Regions from separate parts of the Homo sapiens genome. Here region 1 is linked to region 2. The links are chromatin loops, found by intact Hi-C in ENCODE. Cell type or tissue: dorsolateral prefrontal cortex. All regions are shown on one strand. Each heading gives the region's core, and the rest is flanking DNA. Links, peaks and the distances in the headings are about the cores only.

Evidence for each region. Peaks named below come from ENCODE experiments on the same cell type or tissue, not always from the same donor. Only the 100,000 strongest peaks of a DNase experiment are listed, where the experiment ranks them.
Region 1: it touches region 2 in a loop (3-fold over the local background); 18 of 110 quality-filtered maps call a loop at or near these places.

What each region holds. Positions count from the first base shown.
Region 1 is chr1:234,829,806-234,835,194 of GRCh38, reverse strand. The region is part of intron 2 of LOC107985365 (a long non-coding RNA gene); the gene reads left to right. Among named protein-coding and RNA genes, the nearest start is that of LINC02961, 72 kb to the right of the region's middle. In dorsolateral prefrontal cortex, for the core only: no CTCF peak of the experiment used is centred there; no DNase peak of the experiment used is centred there.
Region 2 is chr1:234,614,933-234,620,321 of GRCh38, reverse strand. No RefSeq gene overlaps it. Among named protein-coding and RNA genes, the nearest start is that of IRF2BP2, 7.4 kb to the right of the region's middle. RefSeq lists an enhancer at 3,139-3,639. In dorsolateral prefrontal cortex, for the core only: no CTCF peak of the experiment used is centred there; no DNase peak of the experiment used is centred there; H3K27ac peaks cover 2,591 bases.

The DNA of each region.
Region 1 (5,389 bases), core at 58-5,057, 220 kb before region 2:
GAATTATCATTGACCTTAGTAGACCTAAGACAATACTAGTTAAGAGAAAATGGGTAGGAGATAGTGAGGATGGGCTTTAATTATTGATTTATAAATACTTAATGATAGGCTCAATTCCTACCATTTATCCTTAATTTATTTTACAGCTCACTATTGGCTTCCATTTATTTGAAGTGAACGACGATGTCCCTCTATTTGAAAAGACCTTTCTTCCACACCTATCCTTCCTTCAACCTGCTGTTGGAATCAGGTCCCTTAACTACAGAGAATTCAATGGTACCCCAATCCCATACACGTCAAACTTTGATTAAAGAATGTCTTACTCTGACCAAGGATCTCAGAGCCCCCAGATGAACCTCAAGACATGGTTGGCCATTTTTCTTTACCATTTGTGGGATAAAAAAGCTGAAAATAGCCAGGAGCGGTGGCTCCCACCTGTAATTCCAGCACTTTGGAAGGCTGAGGCAGGTGGATCGTGTGAGCTCAGACATTCGAGATCAGCCTGGGCAACATGGTGCAACCCTGTTTCTATAACAAGTACAAACATAAGCCAGGCATGGTGGCATGTGCCTTTAGTCCCAGCTACTTGGGAGGCTGAAGTGGGAGGATTGCTTGAGCCTGGGGGTTTGAGGCTGCTGTGAGCTGTTTTTAGGCCACTGCACTCCAGCCAGGGAGACAAAGCAAGACCTTGTCAAGAAAAAAAAAAAAAAAAGAGACCTGGTTTGGTGGCTCACACATGTAATCCCAGTGTTTTGAGAGGCTGAGGTGTGAGGATCCCTCGAGCCCAGGAGTTTGAGACTAGCCTAGGCAACATAGCAAGACCCCATCTGTGTTATTAAAAAAGAAGAAGAAGAAGAAAAAGCCTAAGGGTAAGTGAGCAAAGGGCCAAAGGCTTCTGGGTTTGTGGACTCTGCACTTGGAAGACTGAAATGGGCTTTGCAGATTAGGATCAGCATTCAAAATTGCTTCTAGAAGTTTCTGAGTAGGTAGAAATTAGGAAGAGAGGCTTGCAGAAGTCTGAGTCAACTAGACTGAGGTCAGAATCCCAGCTTGACCTCTTATTAGCTGTTTGACATTAGGTAAATTTCTTACATTTACTTGAGCCTCAGTTTCTTCATCTGAAGACTGGGACATGATCATGCCTGTCTCATTTGTTGTTGTCAGCCAAAATGAGATAAAGTATGAAAATGCGCTTTGCACAATGGCTGGAGTATTATCAGAATGCTAAAATATTCCCAGGTGCTGTGGTCTGAATGTCTGTGTCTCCTCTCCAAAATTCCCATGTTGAAAGCTAACCCTGATGTGATGGTTGGTATTAGGAAGTGAAGTCTTTGGGAGGTGATGAGGTCATGAGGGTGGAGCCCTCACGGAGGTGATTAGTGCCCTCATAAGTAAGGGGCTAGTGAGGACGAAGCAGGAAGCAGGCTGTCTGGAAGAGGCCACTCCAGAACCCGACCATACTGGCACCCTCATCTCAGACTTCTGGTCTCCAGAACTGTGGGAAAGATTTGTTATTTATAAGCTAGAAGCTTCCAGAGCTGTAAAAAACAAATGTCTGTTATTTATAAGATACAGTCTATGGTATTTTGTTATCTCAGCCCAAATGGACTAAGACAACCAGTAAATGTTAGTTCATTCCCCTCTTTGCATGCAAAGGGAAAACTGCTTGACCATGACTTCACATCAAGAGCTGTGTCCACTCTTAGTAGGTCCATATGGCAAGCTTTGTTTGGGTAGAGACCAGCAGAACTAAAACAGCACCCTGTCTCTGAAAATAGTTATTCAGATCTAAAGACGCTACCCCAGAGCCATGCTGCTTTATAGCCCCTGACCAGTCAACATCCTGATTACGGTGGTGTTAGGGGCCTGACCTTGATCTACTTTTCCTGTGGTCAGGAGAGGTAGACTGAACTGTCCCCAATGTGCCCATGGGAGCTGTCAAAACAAAGTTCAGAGAATAGGCTTGGTCCTTGAACACTCTCTCTGTGCACCTCCTGTATCTGTAGCAGTAATGATCAATCAACAAACAGATAAATACAATTACGATGTTTTCTATGTGCCAGGCACTATGTTACGTGCTCTCCATGTATTAATTCATTTCATCTTAACTCAACAGTAGGTGCTCAATAAGAATATGACAACTTACAAATTCCTACAGCAGCCCAAGTTCAGGGCTATTTCCACCCTCATCGCACAGATAAGGACACAGTCACATGTAATGCACTTTGTAGTTTACAAAGCATTGAAATAAAGCGCACATTTTCTGAGTATAAAAGCAGCACATAATAATAGTAGGAAACGTGGAAAATTAATAGAATTAAAGAAGAAAAACAGCAATCATCCTTAATCCCATCACTCACCGAAGCAGCTGCACCTGATTTTTAAATGGGCTCCCTGGATAGAGATGATGATGATATTGATATATTTTGTAGAAACAGAAACCAAAGCTTTGAGAGAGCAGTTGCACAGTGTGGAGCAGATCTGAGGCTCGAACCCAGCCTTTCCCCGTATTTCCCTACAACTCTGATGGTTGCAATTTTTGAAGTCTGTCTCGATTGGATTTGCAGGTTCCTCTTCCACTTTGGGGAAAGTTCTGAAGCACTCGGTCTGAGTGACTGGAGTGGAGCTGGTTTAACCTGTGATGGTAAATCACTCATTCTCAAGTTTCTGACCTGGGAGCCTTAGATCCCTGGGGTAGAAGGGTAGCCAGAGTTATTGCAAGAGGCCTGAGAATGCATGTGCCCTGCAAGCATTGCCTGTGTGGACTGAATAAGCAGCACTTCCCAGCCATGTGAGCTGTTATTTGTTGAATCTATGTAGATGGCTATAATTAATAAAATGCATGTTTATTCAAAAGCATGGCTAAATTCATTATAGACTTTTGTCATGTATTTTCTTAATCAAGAAATATTAAACATACAACCACTATCACATGACAGTCTGCCATATTTTGGGGGTTTCAAAAGGATTCACAAATATGAGAATACAGGTGCTGCTACTAAAGAGGAAAGCCAAGGAAAGCTGAGGCTGCATCCAGGGCTTGTGCAGAGCAAGGGGACAGTAGAAATGGGGATGGGCGTCTCTCTGGAGGGACTTGGAAGCAGCCACTCATTTAGTAAGCTCCACGGTGTGGTATCGTGTTAATGAAATACTCACTTAGTTTGTTAATTTTTAAAATGGTTTTTAAAAAATCTGAATCCACTTCATGTTGCATAGACCTAGTCTGAGTTTGGAAGGGTAGCCCAATAGAAATGAAGGTGCGGACTTATTTTATGGCCCTAGTCTTTCATGGAAAAAGAGTGATATTGCCTTGTGTGATTCTGGGAAGCAGCCTCCCACGTCCCTTCTTTGGGCGAGTGAAGAGTTCAATCTAGGTGCATACTGGGGCACCATGCCTGCTTCACACCACCTCTCACCTGTCACCTGGGACCCTTCCTCTCTGTCTTGTGGTTTATGGTCCCCTGCCCATTTTCTCTGCCAGATTTTGGGCTTTGTGGGTCCAGGACTATGCCTGCTTTTTTTTGGGGGGGGCGGGGCAGTGTTTTGCTCCGTTCCCCAGGCTGGAGTGCAGTGATGCGATCATAGCTCACTGCAGCCCTGACTTCCCAGGCTCAATTGATCCTCCCACCTCAGTCTCCTGAATAGCTGAAACCTGGCTAACTTTTTTTATTTTTTGAAAAAACTGGGTCTTGCTATGTTGCCCATGCTGGTCTTGAACTCCTGGCCTCAGGTGATCTGCCCACCTCGGTGGCCGTAAGTGCTGGGATTGTAGGCATGAGCCACCACACCTGGCCCTACATCTGCCTTGTTAACAGCCTTATCTCCAAGATCCAGCATAGAATGTATTGAAAAATATTTGTTGAACAAATAAGTCACTGACTGGATGAATACATGAATAGTTAGGTGTGTCTTTAATTTTACAAAGTAGAGATGAAAATGTTTGAAGGAGATTTAAAAAGTACAGATCACTATTCAATATGCCTTTTTATTTTTTCTCCTGCATGAATTTCTAGGTCAGAGTGTTGAATGGAAAACCCATTTTTCCCCTTGATTATAGAAACAATATATGCTTGTTCTAAAAACAAAACAAAATGAAAAAGATAAGGAAAAAGCTGGCTGTCCCTCCTAATCGCGTCTCCGTGCACCTCTGGAGCACGCCCTCCTGGTTCTCCTGAGTGTGTTATGTGTAAGTATCCATTGCCCTCGCCATGGAGCCATCCTTTGCCTTCCGCTGTGCCTGGGAGGCTGACCCCCTCGGGGAATTACCCAGGTTCCTTTGGCCCCTGGCTTCCTGTGAGTTCAGCTGATGAGAGGCACCTGCAGGAGTCAAGCCTGTGGGCAGAGAGAGAAATCCTGAGACAGCCGCTCCCTGTGTCCACGTTCGTCTCTGTGTCTGCACTTGTCTCTCTGTCCGTGCTCATCTCTGAGGCTGCTTGTCCTTCCTGGCTTCAGTTTCCACCACCGCCCCCCACCCTGCATGGTTCCAGTCCTAGCCAGGCCCCAGAAACTCTCTCCACCTGCTTTGTTCTTCATGGGTATGGGGTCCTGGGAGCCCCGCCTTGCTAGCCTGGGTGTCACCTTCCTGTCTGTTCACTTCACTCTGCACACAGCTCTTGAAGGGGTCCCTTCACTAAAGCTTCTTCCTATGGACCCTATTTGATACATTCTGCTTTTAGCCAGGACCCTGATTGCAACAAGATGCATCTATAGTCACATAATCAGAGTTGTCCTATATATTCTATTTTATAATCTGCTTTTTAAAGTTAACTATACACTATTATAGGACTCTTTTAAATCCAGCAAATATAACTACAGGTCCTCATTATTTTACTTGTTAAGATTTTCAACAGGATTTAATGAAATCCCACAAATATTGATTGAGCACCTATCATGTACAGGATGTAGTCCCGCCCTTAGGCGGGGTACAGAGCCACGTGGGCATTAAGACAGATGTGGAAATTATGTGGATGGAAAATACAAGGTGTCATCAGGGAGATACTAGCTAAGAACCATGGAGTTCAAAGGATAGAGAGAGAGAGAGAAAGAGAGATAATGGAGGCATCAAGCAAGGCTTCCTGCAGGAGGTATCGTCTGTGATACACCAGGAGGGTGTGGAAGACTTAAAACAAAGCGACCTGGAGCAGGAAGACATCCCAGGCAGAGATGGAAGAACCAGCACCTGGAGCTGAAAACCTATGGTTGTTTGATTAGTGAAGAGTTGACTTTCTTCCATTGTCCTTTATTCATCTCCTTGAATGCAGTTTTCTGGAATCAATACCGTTTTTCTGTTACCTCTCTAGATTATAATCTGTGGGAGGCCAGGGACAATTCCTTCACATCTTGCTGTAAACCTCCCAGCGAGTCTATGGTAGGGATTCCAAGGACAGGT
Region 2 (5,389 bases), core at 192-5,191:
AGAGATCTTAGAACAACTGAGACTGGCAGTAAAAAATTCAAAATTTTGACATTCCTAGTTTGGGGAGACGAGTTAGATTCAGGGATAGCTATGAAATTGTGCTGTCTGAATTTGTAAAGTATTTTTCAAAGCAGATTAACAGGACACAGTATTATGAGGAAATCACACTGATTTTCACTTTCTTTCTCGCTTGTTGGTTTCCCTAAATGCTTAAATAAGAATATAATTACAATATTTCTAAACGATTGTGCAACTGCTCTGAAGCTTGACTATTTACCTCCCACCACTCAGAAGAATACAAGCGGTATATATCTGTTAGGTTACCCATTAAACGACTGTGACAGATCGTATTTCTGGTTAATTGTTAGTTCCTTATGACCTTAGACTTTGCCTGTGTATTTAATAACACCATCTGCTGTCTAGGGTAGCAATACCACCTTTTTACATGAGGATTACTGTTCTTACTTCGTAAACAAAAGTGCTCAATCTGAGGTGTTGAAACTGTACCACAGAATTATTTAAATTATACTACCTATGGAAAGCTTAAAGAAGAAAAAATTAACTTTCTTCTCTATGGTGGCTTTATTAGCTTCAAGTAAAATATCAGAATTTATACACCATAAGAAAAGTATTTTTAAAAGATTTACAAGTTTTATTATTGGTCTGCAAAATGAAATGTTTTAAAAGAACGTTGTCTCTGTTATACTTGTTTTGTTTATCTTCTTCTAGCCGAGTTTCTCATTGTATATGATCTCTGAGCAATTTCTCAATAAAACAGACAATTTTAAAAAATTCTCACAAAATTAAATCGAGATGAGACTTAAAATAAAATCATCACCCAATATCATGCCTGTTTTGAAGCATTCTGAGAATCCTACTGGTTCATAAAAAATATTACAACATCTACTAACACATGGTCTATAATAAGGCAAATGTAGACAGGGTTTGAAGTCAGCTACCTTTGTTTGGGTCTCACAGACAGTGGCGCCTGTTAAATGAACTCTCCGTGGTCACAGTGAGGTGGGTGGCAGGGGGCAGAGCATTTATGTTTAATTTAACCAGGCCCATGCTGTACAGTATACTAATTTAGTTCAATTCTCCAATCCATGAATCAGAACTTCCTAAAAACAGAAGGGCTCTATGTAGTAGGAGAACTGGCTTGCATGGAAGTTGTATCTCCTGCGTGAGGGGAAATAGCACCTTTCTGAGTCAGGAGGAGGGAACTCCACTCATTTATTCATTCATTTATTTGTTCCTTAAACCATTGCCAGCCTTCATCCAAAAAGAAGCAAAGGTGAATGAAATTGCTGTTTAATTTTACCAGGGAAATGACAGCTCCCTAATGGTGATAAGTTTTTCACAGGAGCGATACTTCTGAGAATCAAGAATGAGCACTGCAGAATAAAGCATTCCAGGTCAATGTGTGTCTGATTTTGAAGCCTCTGACTTCGGCTATAAACTGTGACGAGGCTCACAGAATTGACCGTGATACACCCAGCACTCGCATAATTCCTAACTTTATGCTAAAATATGGACACTTCAGAGTGGTTTGTTTTTATGTGTGTGTGTGTGTGTGTGTTTTTAAATCACTTGGAACCAAAAAGGTTGGCCTGAATACTCACCACATGAAAATAATCAAGAGGTCATTTGCCAACAGAAAACAACTTCAAAAGTACGGAATGTGGAATTCTGAGCCTAAACCGTTTGACAGTATCCCAAAAAGGCATGTCCTGACATGTTTTCAGTCTAAGAGGGTTTCAGCATTCCAGGCTTTTAAAAGAATGTCTCCTATTACAGGAGCTGCCTATCCTTTTCCACACTCTCAATTCAAGGAATCTGGAAGTCTAATTCTGGAACACCCATTTTAAAATATATTGAGTAATCTTTATATGAAAAGTAAAGTATACGGTGACTCCTTTTCTGGTGTTTGAAGAATAGTTGAAACAAATTCTTCACATAAGAAAAACACAGAATTTTTGAAAAACATAGAGTTTTTTACAACTTTATTAAGTTATCCCATAATCAGACCCGTATAAACAAAAGCCATAATGTAACACGAATGTAACATTTCACCATAGTTAACCAAGTCACAACAAATTTCAAAACATCAGAATTCTTTGAATTTACTCTCATAACATCCTTTATGAATTCAGTATATAGCCTGCAAAGAAGCCACACAGCCATTAAGTAGTAGAATTCTAGGTGAGAATCCAAAAACACCTCAAAGCAAGTTTCCATATCCTGCCGACCTACTCAGCCAAATGCCTGCCTGTGTATGAAACCGTTTTGTTTGTCTGTTTGCTTCTTCAACTGAGAGCCTCTTGAACAATCTGAATAGCCTGTGGATAGTATATTAAGTCTTTGCCCGTATATATATATGTATGCATATATGTATATATGTATATATACACGTATACACGTATATGTATGTGTATACGTGTATATATACGTATATTTACACATATACGTGTATATATACATACACACATATACATATAAAATTATATATAAACACACATACACACACATACATATATGAAATAAGGCAGTCTCTTGAGGAAAGAAAAATGCAAATATTTTCCATAAGCCCTGAGACATTGAAGTTGGGCTTATATTAATGCTGATACAGATGTTTTGCCCTGGCTAATTTAAACTAAGTATAGACCGTGGTTTAGAGTCTCCTAATCTGGGATTGAGCCCAAACCAAGCAGACACGATGTTCTCGATGATGTGATGCTCTGGTAGCCATTTAACCTCCTGACTTTATTTGGATGGCACAATGCCCCCAAATAATGGGCAGGCATTTACTGGTAGTTTTTCCGCATTGTTTTGTAATCCCATGTGGGTCAGAAGAATGTTGGGCTTGGGTTTGTCAAATTCCTGTGTATTCCCATCACCCCCACCCACCACGAGAGGTCAGAACAGAAATGACATCAAGGCCAGCACCGTCTCCTCCACTCAAGAAAAACTGGCCTAGGGTGTCCAGCTGACCTGCCTCAGGTCACATGCCAGGTGAATGAAGAGAAGCTACGGTCCCTCAGTGATCTCCTGCATAGATATTTACATGTATGCAAAAAAGAACCTATGAAGAAAATATAAATAGGAGGTAGCCCACCAGTGGGCTAAAGAAAGAACTGCAGTTTGGGAAACCTGAATTCTAACTGTCGTTTAACCACACATTTTCTTTGTTTTAAGACAGATTCCTTATTATCTTGGTGTCTCAGTTCATAAAGTGAACAGACACTGATGTTCTTAACTATTGTTAAGAATAATGAATTGGTCTGATAATGCAAAGATAGATAGATGGATAGGTAGATAGGTAGATAATTGAGAGGTAGGTAGACAGAATAAAAGCAGCCTGACAAATGTTTAAAATCCAGCTACCTGTTAAGTGCTAAAGAGAAGAGGCCTCAGGAAGTTCACATGTGTGCAGTTCCCAGGCATGTTTCAGAACCAGCTTCCTCACTCAGGAATTTGCTCGAAGGGCTGGGAGTCTTGCCACGAAGTACATCAAAGTTCATTTGTATTTGCATTTTAGCTGTCTGTGACAAGCTTTGTAGTAAACACACTACATTTAGGCAGTCACTTTGGGGAATCCATCAGTAGTCTCTTGCTAGGGCTCACATCTAGGCTGCCTACTGCATGTCTGTTTCCTTCTCCCCTGTATGAACTTCAGTTCTGAGTGTGATTCTTAATTTTCCCAGTGGTTTTGCACTCTGCCTCACAAAGAGGCATTACCATGTGGGCACAGAAATGGATGTGCCAATGCATACCGGAATTCACTCCAACTAATAAAGTACAGTCCTCAGTCAGTCTGCTCAACTTTCCTTCCTTGTGTAGGGAGCTCTCTGTGTCTCCTTTACCTACAAAAATGACCACTACTCCTCCCATGCCAAAAAACAGGTGTTGGAGAAAGAATTTTATTGTTAAATGTGTAGACCTCTGAGAGATATCATTGGAATCTGCAGTATATACATACAATAATTGTTTCAAATAACAAGCTTACTTTATTTTTTGCTGAGCCCATTAGACTAAAGTAAGTCAGTCACCAGAATAGATTAGTGAAACTCCATTGGTAAGGCCAAATTATCCTGCTGAATGGCATTGTTTTGCAAAATATATTTTCATCTTGTCAAGAGAAAGCCTAATTCATATTGGCTAATTTCTATTTCATAAGAAATACAAAACATGGCCGGGTGCAGTGGCTCACGCCTGTAATCCCAGCACTTTGGGAAGCCGAGGTGGGAGGATCATCCAAGGTCAGGAGTTTGAGACCAGCCTGGTCAACATGGCAAAACCCAGTCTCTACTAAAAAATATAAAAATTAGCCGGGTGTGGTGGCATGTGCCTGTTGTCCCAGCTACTCAGGAAGCTGAGGCAGGAGAGTCGCTTGAACCCGGGAGGTGGAGGTTGCAGTGAGCTGAGATCGCACCACTGCACTCCAGCCTGGGCGACAGAGAAAGACTCTGTTTCAAATAATAATAATAATAACAATGAAAGTTCATTGGCATACTTTATGAACAACTTGTACCCTTGCAACTGTGATATTCTATACAATGTTGTTTCACACTTTTTTCTTTTCGGTACCCTGTAGCCCATTGTATTTATTTGTCTGAGTGCAAAGTAGTCAGGATTGGACTCCTACAATTGGAATTAAATTATTTCATGAGTTTTTCCTCTTTTTAAGAAAATAGATCACAAAGAGTTGGAGGTGCAGTATTCCAACCTGGTAAGTGCCAAAACCATTTCATCACCCAACTGACTCCCACAATTGAATCTTTTATCCTAACACCAACATCAGTTTTTATCCAAGGTTCATAAAGACTAGCATAAAAATGGTGTGCCATTTAAAGAGTCCCACACTCGACATGGTGTTATAGCAACTGTGCCCTACCTCTGTCAGCTCCTTTTGTCTGTGGTGAATGTTTACTTCTCTTTGGATTGATTGTTCTATGAACTATATTAAAATTTTCCTTTTTCCTATAAATATAGGTATAGATAGCAAATCTTAACACCTTTCCTGTTAACACTCAGATGTTAACACTCCTTTGCTGGGCTCTATGCTGTGCTTACATGATTTTTAACAATGCAAAATGCAAATAGAATATTCTCGACTACATCCTCAGGCAACAGGACTCACACCTAGATATCAGTTCTGACACTTTTTTTTTTTTTTTTGAGATGGAGTCTTGCTCTGTCGCCGAGGCTGGAGTGCAGTGACACAATCTTGGCTCACTGCAACCTCCGCCTCCCGGGTTCAAGCAATTCTCCTGCCTCAGCCTCCTAAGTAGCTGGGATTACAGACACATGCCACCACGTCCGGCTAATTTTTGTATTTTTAGTAGAGATGGGGTTTCACCATGCTGGCCAGGCTGGTCTCGAACTCCTG